Linked DNA regions of Homo sapiens: region 1 is linked to region 2. Evidence: chromatin contacts called from ENCODE Hi-C or POLR2A ChIA-PET data. All regions are on one chromosome and are shown on one strand. The core of a region is the stretch at or near the end of the contact, and the rest is flanking DNA. Distances in the headings are between cores, read along the strand shown.

The links. A loop is a pair of places that touch in the nucleus more often than their neighbours do. ChIA-PET counts read pairs that join two places held with the same protein, here RNA polymerase II (POLR2A). Pooled maps may share reads with other maps.
Region 1: a loop to region 2 is called in a map with no recorded cell type, with 8 times the contacts of the local background. The contact joins the promoter of MSGN1 here to the promoter of RAD51AP2 in region 2. A Hi-C loop is called at or near these places in 17 of 37 single-sample maps with no recorded cell type and 4 of 50 pooled maps. POLR2A ChIA-PET finds 5 or more read pairs at or near these places in 1 of 52 experiments (GM10248).

What each region holds. Positions count from the first base shown.
Region 1 is chr2:17,813,769-17,818,793 of GRCh38, forward strand. MSGN1 (mesogenin 1) reads left to right here and starts at 2,692. Exons shown (of 1, transcript NM_001105569.3): 1 at 2,692-4,030. The coding sequence starts at 2,751. The coding sequence ends at 3,332. RefSeq lists an enhancer at 2,020-2,149.
Region 2 is chr2:17,514,787-17,519,871 of GRCh38, forward strand. RAD51AP2 (RAD51 associated protein 2) reads right to left here and starts at 3,654. Exons shown (of 3, transcript NM_001099218.3): 1 at 383-3,654. The coding sequence starts at 3,629. It also overlaps the pseudogene LOC101928149. RefSeq lists enhancers at 3,182-4,381, 3,366-3,915 and a silencer at 3,677-3,926.

The DNA of each region.
Region 1 (5,025 bases), core at 1,442-3,941, 300 kb after region 2:
TGGAAAACTGTGAAGTTAGAACACAAGGATCGAGAGTCTGCCATGGCAGCGGCCCCCACAGCTGCCTTGTGTCCCCTGGGAGTTCCCTCTCTGAGTCACACTCAGGCCATCTGCCTCTACCACAACCCATGAAAGAGTGAAAATAGATTTTAAAAAAAGAAAGTGAGCTTTGGGGTCTGACAAGGAATCTTTGCTCTACCACTCCCTAGTGACTCTACCACTTCCTACCCGGGAAATCTTAACTGAGTTTCTTCACATCTGAGAGTCTCAGTATTTTCATCCATAACATGTTGGTCTTTTTGTTTTTTGTCTTTTTTAAAAAGAAGCTTAATCATATAAGTTCCTTGAACTCACACAAATCAGCAAGAAACAAACAAATAATTTCATCAAAAAGTGGGCACATGACATGAATAGACATTTCTCAAAAGAAGATATCCAAATGTCCAACAAACATGAAAAAATGCTCAACCTCACTAGTTATCAGGGAAATGCAAATTGAAACCACAACGAGATACTGCCTTGCCCCAGCCAGAATAGGTTTGTAATAAACAAAGTAAAAAAAAAAACCCAAATGTTGGCATGGATGTGGTAAAAAGGGAACACTTACATACTGCTGGTGGGAATGAAAAGTAGCACAACCTCTATGGAAAACAGGATGGGGATTTCTTAAAGAACTAAAAGTAGACCTACTATTTGATCCAGCAATCCCACTACTGGGTATCTACCCAAAGGAAAAGAAGTCATTCTATCAAAAAGACACCTACACGCATATGTTTACTTCAACACAATTCACAATTGCAAAGATACGGAACCAACTAAGTGCCCATCAACCAACGAGTGGATAAAGAAAATGTGATATATATACACCATGGAATACTACTCAGCCATAAAAAAAAGCCAATGAAATAATGTCTTTTACAGCAACTTGGATGAAGCTGGAGGCCATTATTCTAAGTGAAGTTACTCTGGAATGGAAAAATCAAATACCATATGTTCTTACTTATAAATGAGAGCTAAGCTATGGGCATGCAAAGGCATGCAGAGTGGTATAATGGATTTTGGAGACTCAGAAGGGGGAGGGTGGGAGGAGAGTGAGGGATATAAAAAACTACATATTGGGTACAATGTACACTACTCAGTTGACATGAGCACTAAAATCTCAGATTTCACCACTATACAACCCACCCATGTAACAAAAAAACATTTTACCCCAAAAGCTATTGAAATAAGAAAAATTAAAAAATATATAAAATTCCTTGCATAGTATCAGCAGATTCTGGGCTTCTCAACAAGAATTGGAAGAGAGAAGAGAGAGGAAAAAGGAGCAAGAGTCATTTGTTACATTTATTACAGTCATTAATATTATTATTTTTCAAAATCCGGCTTGGGGTTCTTCAGTAAATGGTAAAATTAAGAGCATTCTTCTACAGATTACCTACTTGAGATTTTTCTTCCTTGAGCCTTGCTAATTAAAAAATATCATAAATGTTCTAACTAGGCCATTGACATTTATTTTCAATAATTGCAAGGGGACTTAAATAACCTGTTAAAGGACATGTTAATATTACTCTACACTTTAACTCACTGCGACTTGATGTTAATACTAATTTGTAGAATTAGTTACATGGAAAATAAATTAAGTTCATGGGACAAATGGGGAATCTGAGATCCCTTTTCCAAAACCCAGGGTCTAGCAGAGCATATAGGAAGTGAAGCAAACTAGCACAACCATCCAACTTAACACATTCAGTGGCATTTGGAGCTGTGGTGGGGAAAAGAGGCTCCCTAGTTAATTTCACACTTCCTCCATACATTTCAAAAAGCAAGGTGTGACTCATTTCAAAAAACAAGGTGCAGCTGGGTTTGTTAAAAAAGACTTTCCTTAGGCTAAATGCCAGGTATTCTGCAAAGTCCCTGGCTTAAGGGAGTTTTCTGTTTCCTAGTATCTGTTTGCTGTGCGGAATCCAAATCTGCTCGGTAACAGCAAGGGTTTTATGCCTCTGGTAGGATGTTTCCTGCTCTTTAAGGCTCTAGGCTTACTGGAGTTGCTGGCCTTTGTCGTTCTGAGTGTAGGCATGTTCCGGGCATGTCTGCACTCTATACGACCCAGGGAAATTTACTAAGGTGGCATCCACTGGGTACCTCATGTGTGTGGCACCCCCAGCAACCCTAGGAAATAAGAGCTGTTGTTTTCTGTGTTGGACACATTAGGGAATCAAAGCCCAGAGGGGTTACCTTGTCCCTAGACCATGCTGCTTCTCCAACAATACAGCCCAACTGTGCTGAAATATCTAGCAGGTCCTGGTGGAGGGGATGGAGGCCCTCTCGGGTCACTTTGCTACTCTCCACCAGGGCCCTCGGCCACCCCCTCCTTGCTGCGGATGCCCCAGGTTTGTTTTCTTTGGCTCCCTCATTAATGAGTTCCACAGCACAATGCTAAGTCTAGTTATGCAGCCTTAATTGGTTTAGTTACAACAAGATAATTCCTTTTTTCTTCTCTTGGAGGCCTTTCTGTTTAAAGACATTTTAGCTGGAAGATGCTAATTATCAATGAGGAGAAAATGACACCTGAAGAGTTCATTTTCCATCTTGGTCTTTGGTTTTTCCTTTGAACTCTCTTTACACGGCCCTCTTTCCCACTTCATCACTTCTCCCCCACCGTCATAAAAGAGAGCTCTTCCCTGGCCAGGCGGCAGAATTTTCTTTCTCACTTGCCAGGGAGCCATTCCTTCTGCAGCTGTCTCGCAGGCATGGACAACCTGCGCGAGACTTTCCTCAGCCTCGAGGATGGCTTGGGCTCCTCTGACAGCCCTGGCCTGCTGTCTTCCTGGGACTGGAAGGACAGGGCAGGGCCCTTTGAGCTGAATCAGGCCTCCCCCTCTCAGAGCCTTTCCCCGGCTCCATCGCTGGAATCCTATTCTTCTTCTCCCTGTCCAGCTGTGGCTGGGCTGCCCTGTGAGCACGGCGGGGCCAGCAGTGGGGGCAGCGAAGGCTGCAGTGTCGGTGGGGCCAGTGGCCTGGTAGAGGTGGACTACAATATGTTAGCTTTCCAGCCCACCCACCTTCAGGGCGGTGGTGGCCCCAAGGCCCAGAAGGGCACCAAAGTCAGGATGTCTGTCCAGCGGAGGCGGAAAGCCAGCGAGAGGGAGAAGCTCAGGATGAGGACCTTGGCAGATGCCCTGCACACCCTCCGGAATTACCTGCCACCTGTCTACAGCCAGAGAGGCCAGCCTCTCACCAAGATCCAGACACTCAAGTACACCATCAAGTACATCGGGGAACTCACAGACCTCCTTAACCGCGGCAGAGAGCCCAGAGCCCAGAGCGCGTGAGCTCCATCCGGGGAAACTGACCGGTTCCAGCCTCCTGAGCAGGAGTAGAGGAGTTTTGAAGACCTGGATATCTTATTGAACAATGATCGGCGTAGAGTGATTTTTATGTAGTAAGCCTGATAATCTTGTGATCTGAAAAACCCTAAGGGAATTCACATGTAACCTGTTGGACCCACCAGAACACTTACCTGCCAGATGAGCAGAGACTTTCACCTCCAGTTTTTTCCACCCATCTGGGAGGCTCATCCTTTGCAAACAGACAGATTATTTTGCCCTTCTCTGTCTGTTCAAGGTATTTTAAAGGGTCAGTGATTTTAAATGCATTTTTTTCAATAATGTAAAAGTGTTAATCTCTTGCCATTTTGGCGTTGAGACCTTTTCTTCTGTTGCTAACAAAACCTGTATTTTGTATAGGATCCAGTGTGATATCTGGATTCTTATTTAGAAAGATTTGTGCCAAGTAAAGGGCTTTAGTGCTCCTGTTTTCATTTCGTGTGTATATGTGTGTGTGTTTGTGTTTGACTGAAATCATGCTGTTGCAGGGACCAAAATCACTTAAATGCGGAAGGCACTGGTGTCATGATAAATGGAAAGTCACAGGCAGACAGGCTAAGTTAAGACAGTGAAGATTCCAAAAGCCAGAGCCTCCTCTTCACAGGCAAACAGCTTGTGTGACAGGGAAGGAGGGTACGGGGAGGAGGAGGAGGAGACAGCACCTCAGGGTGGACCTGAAGCAAGGCTGGGTGGGCAGGGTCTCCCTGTCCTTTGTTCTGGGCCTGGTATGAACAGGACCTTATTTAGTCCTTTCACTTACCCGTTTGTCAAATAAAAAGACAGTCTCAGAAAAAAAAAAAAAAAAAAGTGATTCGAATCCCATAAAGAATAACTAAAAGGGTCAGTGTTAGAACTGAACAATCTCTGACCCCTCCAAAGGCATTTACTTCTTCATCTTCCCCTCCTATCCATCTGCCTCCCCCCAACTCCAGATCCCCCACATGCACCCATCACACACACACCCACTCTTCATGGTGCCTTGTCTTAGGGTGGGTATCTGTAGCACCCACAGTTTAGCTCATTTGAATGGCACAGGACATTGAAAAGGGGGCTTTGAATTAAGGAGGTTCTGAAAACTAGTGAGATTTTTTAAGGCTGAATTTTTCTCCCTATGGTTATTAACCATTAGTATTTGTTGTACATGTCTCCTATCATCTTTTTTCTATTGGTGATTTTGTTTTCTTTTTAGTGACATAAATTACAAAAGCAGTAGATGTGTTCTCTACTTCTCCATTTTTTTTTTGCTGATACAAACATATACAAATATATATAACTTGTCCATTTTTTTTGCTGATACAAACGTATACAAATAAATGTAAGCATACATAAATGTTAAAGAAAAAAACCTGAAAATTCCTTTTTTAACTTAACAATATACAGTACAAGTTCTTCCAAGTTAGCACAAATAAATCTGTGGTGTAAATACCATTATTACCTTCATTTTATAGATGGGGAAACAGATGCATGACTTGCTGAGTCACACATGCAAAAAGTATAACAGAAAACAGAGGTTCTAGCAAGGTTCCATAGAACAGATTCTGCAAAATTTCTTAAGCGAGTCACCTTTTCAATGATTTTTAAGTTATTTTCAGGTTTTTTATGACAAAAATGCTATAACAAAGGTTATAGACAACTAGCT
Region 2 (5,085 bases), core at 2,404-4,903:
GACATAGAATTGGTCATGCCAGAAGCAAATGTGTCGAGAGCAAAGGCAGTCTGAGCCCTGAAGTACAAGTAATGATATGTGGTAAATGCTATTGTGGAATTAACAATGTAACTGTATGAAAACACCTTTTTTTTTTTTCTTGGTGTTTCCAAGGAGTAACTGCAGCTTGCTTTGAAATTTGTATTGTTTCTATCATAAATAAAGCTATGGCTTCTTGCTGGAAAAAAAAAAAAAGAAAGAAAATAGTGTGCATCAATAAACATTGTCTTGCATTTTATCTCTACCTTCCTTCTTTGTTGTCAAAATTATACATTTGGCCTACACAGAAAAAAGCAGTAATTTTTCTAGCATGAGAAATAATGTTCTAAAATGAATTTCATACCTTTCTCAGAAGTAGAGTAAAGTAATTCTTCCTCTGATCTACTTGGATAACAACTCTCATTAGGAACTTCCTGTTCTCCATTATTGGGTACAGTTTTCCATTTAAATAAACTTTGGTGACTTTTGCCCATATTAGGACCTGCTATAGTATCATGGAACGAGGAAGATGCACGTATTTTGTTGACCACAACCATTTTCAAATCTTTTTCTATCTCCATTTTTACCTTCTCAGCATCATTTTCTCCAAAGTAATTTTCTTGCCCATTGTTTGTTTCCACAGTGCTTAGAAGTTCATTTTCCCTACTAATTTCATGAAACATACGAAGTTCTTCAAGTACTAAGTCAAATTTTCTCTTCATCTCAAAATCTTTTACTATTGTCAGAGCTTCTGTTGATAAATATTTAGCAGCTAAGTCCTGAAAACATTCATCATTCCCTTCACTCAGACCAGTTTCAAATTGATGATTAATATATAATGCAGAGTCATTCTTTCTGTGAAAATCCTTTGAATTAGCTATCTCCCTTTCTGGCAAAATACTCTCATATTCATTTGTATTTGTTACATAATTTTGATTAACATATTTATTTTCTTCCACATTTACTTCCTTACTTATTAATGAAACTGACTGTACAGAAAACATGTCATCCATTGGAAAAAAACTATCTTTCTCTTCCTTTTCTATCTTAGTATCTTTGTGAACTTGGCAACTATTTGTTAAACTTTCAGCTGTGACTTTTACTTCCTCTTTCAAAATTAAGTCATATTTTTTTTCTTCTATTTCACTTAGCAAGTTCCAAAAATTTAGTACTTGAGTTATAGAAGTGGTATGGGTCTCTTCATTATGTATTATGTTGTGGCTTGCTGGTATGGCCTGTTGCCTAACATTGCAGAGATCTTCAAATATGTGCTCACAGTCAAAGTTACTGATCTTATTATGTCCCTGTTTTCTTTCCATATTTAAATCTTGGCTGTGCATATTTACTTCATAAAAATTTTCATTAATGTATCCTCGGTTGTTCTGTATAAATTGAGGACAAGAATTACCATGTGCTTTAACAGTACTAGAATTATAGTGAGCCCAATTTTCCACATTCACAACTTGTTGAGGACAACTCATATTCTGACAAGTAATTTCTCTTATTAAAGAAATTTCATCCATGTCATCAAAGTCCATTAAAAGGGGAATTTTTTCATATGTTTCAAAAATCGGAAAACCTGTATTTTGAGTTGTCATACTGAAGGAATTAATGAGTTTTTTCTTAGACTTTTCAAAAACTTGTTCAGTTCTAAATAACTTCCTTTTCTTTAACATAGGTTTCATATTATCTTCTAATAGTCTTGAAGAAGTTAAAATCTTTACTAGATATGCAGTATGATTTTCCACTATATTTTTTGGATACTTCAAATAAAGCATGCACTTGAAAATGCATTCCTCTTCTAATTCAAAATCATTTTCAATTCTTGTTAAAGAGTCAAAGTTATTGAGCAAAAAAGCTATGTTAGTTTTCAATAGAATATCTAAAGGTTCTGAAACACTATCTTGTAAATATATGCTTAAAATTCCATTCTTTATATTTGTATTCATGTTTCTGGTTATTAGATTTTGAATACCAATTATACCAATTTGCTTTTTACACTTCAAAATGTTACAGCAGGTTAAAATACTATTATCTTTTTTATTTCCTGAAATACTTTTATGGAAATAAAAAATTTCTATAATGAAACTTTCAAAAGGGTTGTTCACATGAAAGACTTTTTGTGTAGTATTGTATCTCAACTGTAGAGTATTATCATTTTCTCCTTTACCATTTAGCCAAACAGTCGTTATTAAAGCTGTCTGACTACCTAATATTTCTCTTACGAGAAGCTTTGATTGTTCTTCATATGCATTGATGACTTTTGCACAGTGGTAATCTTCCTTGCTTAAAAGGTCTATTTCTAATAATAATAGCCAATTCCATTTTTCTTCAGTTTTTTTCATATTTTCACATTTAGTCTTGCAATTATTTATAATCCAACAATTTCCTCTATTTCTTCTCAAAATATGTCTAACGTTACAGTCCCAGTTTTGAGATTTTTCCAGCCTGGTAAGTACGTAACTGTCCAGACATTCTGCTTCCTCCCAATTTGCATTTTCTAGTATAGCGAAATTCTTTCTAGAGTCTCTTACATTACACTGGATACTACTGCAGTTACAGTAGTTTGAACTGATCAAGTCTTTTCTCTTACAAGTATTTTGGCTACTGAGTGATGGGTAGTCATTTTCATAACATTTGGAAAAAATGTTTTCCGCTTCTACAGTTTTTTTATCATTCTGTAACTTTTGCTTCTTAACATCAGGTCTATTTTGGGACCAGTAAATGTTTGTGAAATCCCTAACATATGCCTCTTTTTTGTCATTCTTTTTCTTCGCTATTTCCTTTAAATAGACAGAGGACATTTTGCTATTTAAGTCCATTGGAAACTGAGGGACACTTATTGTGCCGCTATCTCTAAAATAGCTAGGTTTGGCAATTTCCAAGCTGGGCTGGTTTTGAGATTTTGATATTTTTAGTACAGATGATGAAATGTTATTTTCTCTTTTATTTGATGGCACAACACTGTTAGCTTTACATCTGTTCTTAATTTCATGAAATGGTGATTTAGTTTCCTTGTAAAAGGTAACATCTAAAAATGGATTTTCTTTGTGAACATTGTCTCTTCCTTGGACAAACTGTTGTTTTCGATTCTCATTTCTAATTCCATGTATATCGTGTATAGAGGTGCTGGGCAGAAGTTGACTAACCCCTGCTTTGGAGCTATTACTGCGGTGCACACTGAAAGCCTCTCTGTCATGCAGGCCTGCCTCAGACCTTCCTGAAGCCCTCAAATCAGAATCAGGACTTTGTGAGGGGGGAGACTGCAAACAGCTACTCATTTGGAATTTGAGATTTGAGCATTTCAGATTACATATCTGCTTCCCACTGACTGATTTCTCCACACACGAGTCTGTGGAGTTATCGAAAATAGCATTCGTTGAAACAAGGAGTCCCTTGAAGGGTCTAGGGGACAACTCCCAGACTTTTTCCGCCTCAGACAAGCGAGGCACCAGAGGCAGTCGCCAGCCCGCCTTAAAGACACCTCCAGGCTCCTCAAGACAGAGCCGCTTGCTACTAGGTGGTTGGGAATCCGGGTCCTCAGGAGGCGTTAAAGAGGAGGTAGGCTTTCTGAGCTCGGCCATCCGCGGCGTGGGCTGAGGGAGAGACATGACAGCGAATGGAAAGGATCTGTCCGAGTCCCGGCGGGGCTCCAATCCCTTAATAGGCGGTTCCGGGCCGCTCTGGTCACGCCCCTGACCCGCCCCTCAAGACCTGGCCTTAGCCTAATCTCAGGGTTTGCCCCACCCCGAATCCGCCCCTCCACAGCCCCAGCCTCAGCCCCGCCCCGCCTCCCTCAGTCCCTCCTCTCCCTGCCCCCACCCACGCGCCCCGGTTGTCTCACCACTGAAGGTCGGAGCACCCTGGGCCGTTACATTGTCTATTTTTAGCGCCTTTTTCTAATGCCACGACTGTAGAGAGTCTAAATGCTTTTTTCCCTGTGGTAGAACGAAGGGGAAAAGTTAGAACCTCTCACTTAAAAAAAAAAAATTTGTGAATGGTAACAACTTTATTTTCTAAATTCTAAAATTTTGTTTACCTCAGAAACGGCATCTCCACAACGGCTCGAGTGACTCTCCAGTAAAATCGTGTAGTTCTGTCAGCACCAGACCAAATCTCTCTGTGTATGGAAAAACTTTTTAATCCTTCCAGCGTCACTTAAGATCATATTAATATTTCCACTTCACTAATAAAGTGTGTTTGGGGGAAAAAAGCCACCAGTACTTACCAGTCTATCTGAGGAAAAAATGTGTGGAAATTATTATCCGGATAATTATTATTCTTCACTTAAGACTAAAAAAAAAATAGTTTACTATGTGCTGTGGGGATTTCTTCTCAAATATTGTGGATAAAATTATTTAGAGATAAAATATTATATGTTTGAACTACCCCATTTAGTGTAAACATAATAATACAGGTCTGACTCATACCTACTAACAAATTTTTAGACGCTATTTCTTGTTTTTTTTTTTCCTGCTTTGAGAATCATTTATGATTTCCAGTCAATTCTGGTTTTTGTGAATTCTATAATCATTAAGAAGAAAATGTTTTTCAAAATGTTTATTATTATTATATACATGTTTCTTAAGAAACATGTAACTGGTGCTCAGTAATAAACACCTCGATTCCCTTGGTGGTTGTTTCAAGCTTGGTATGTTTTATATTACATTTTATGCTAAAATTTATAATAACTACAATAACATGCAACCAGAATCCTAACTTCAGAACCCTCCCATGGCATAGATGGCAATATATAACTAGCCTTCTACTTTAGGTAATAAGATGTTCACCAGTTTCATGTTTTTTAAATACTCTTAGATACATTGTGATTACTTCAGTGTAAATTCCTCTAGAGAAATGTTTACTTAAGTTTGTAGAAAGCCTTGCAGCAGAAGCACTTCATTAACACTATAAATAAGAATGTGGCAGTGGTTCAGATTCCACATCAGTGAATTCTCCAAGTTCTACTTCTGTGTATCTTATGTTCTATTGCTTTTCTATCCCAGATTTTCCACAAATCTATATTCTTTTCTAATCCATTCTGTTTTAGCCCATAAGGGGTGACTT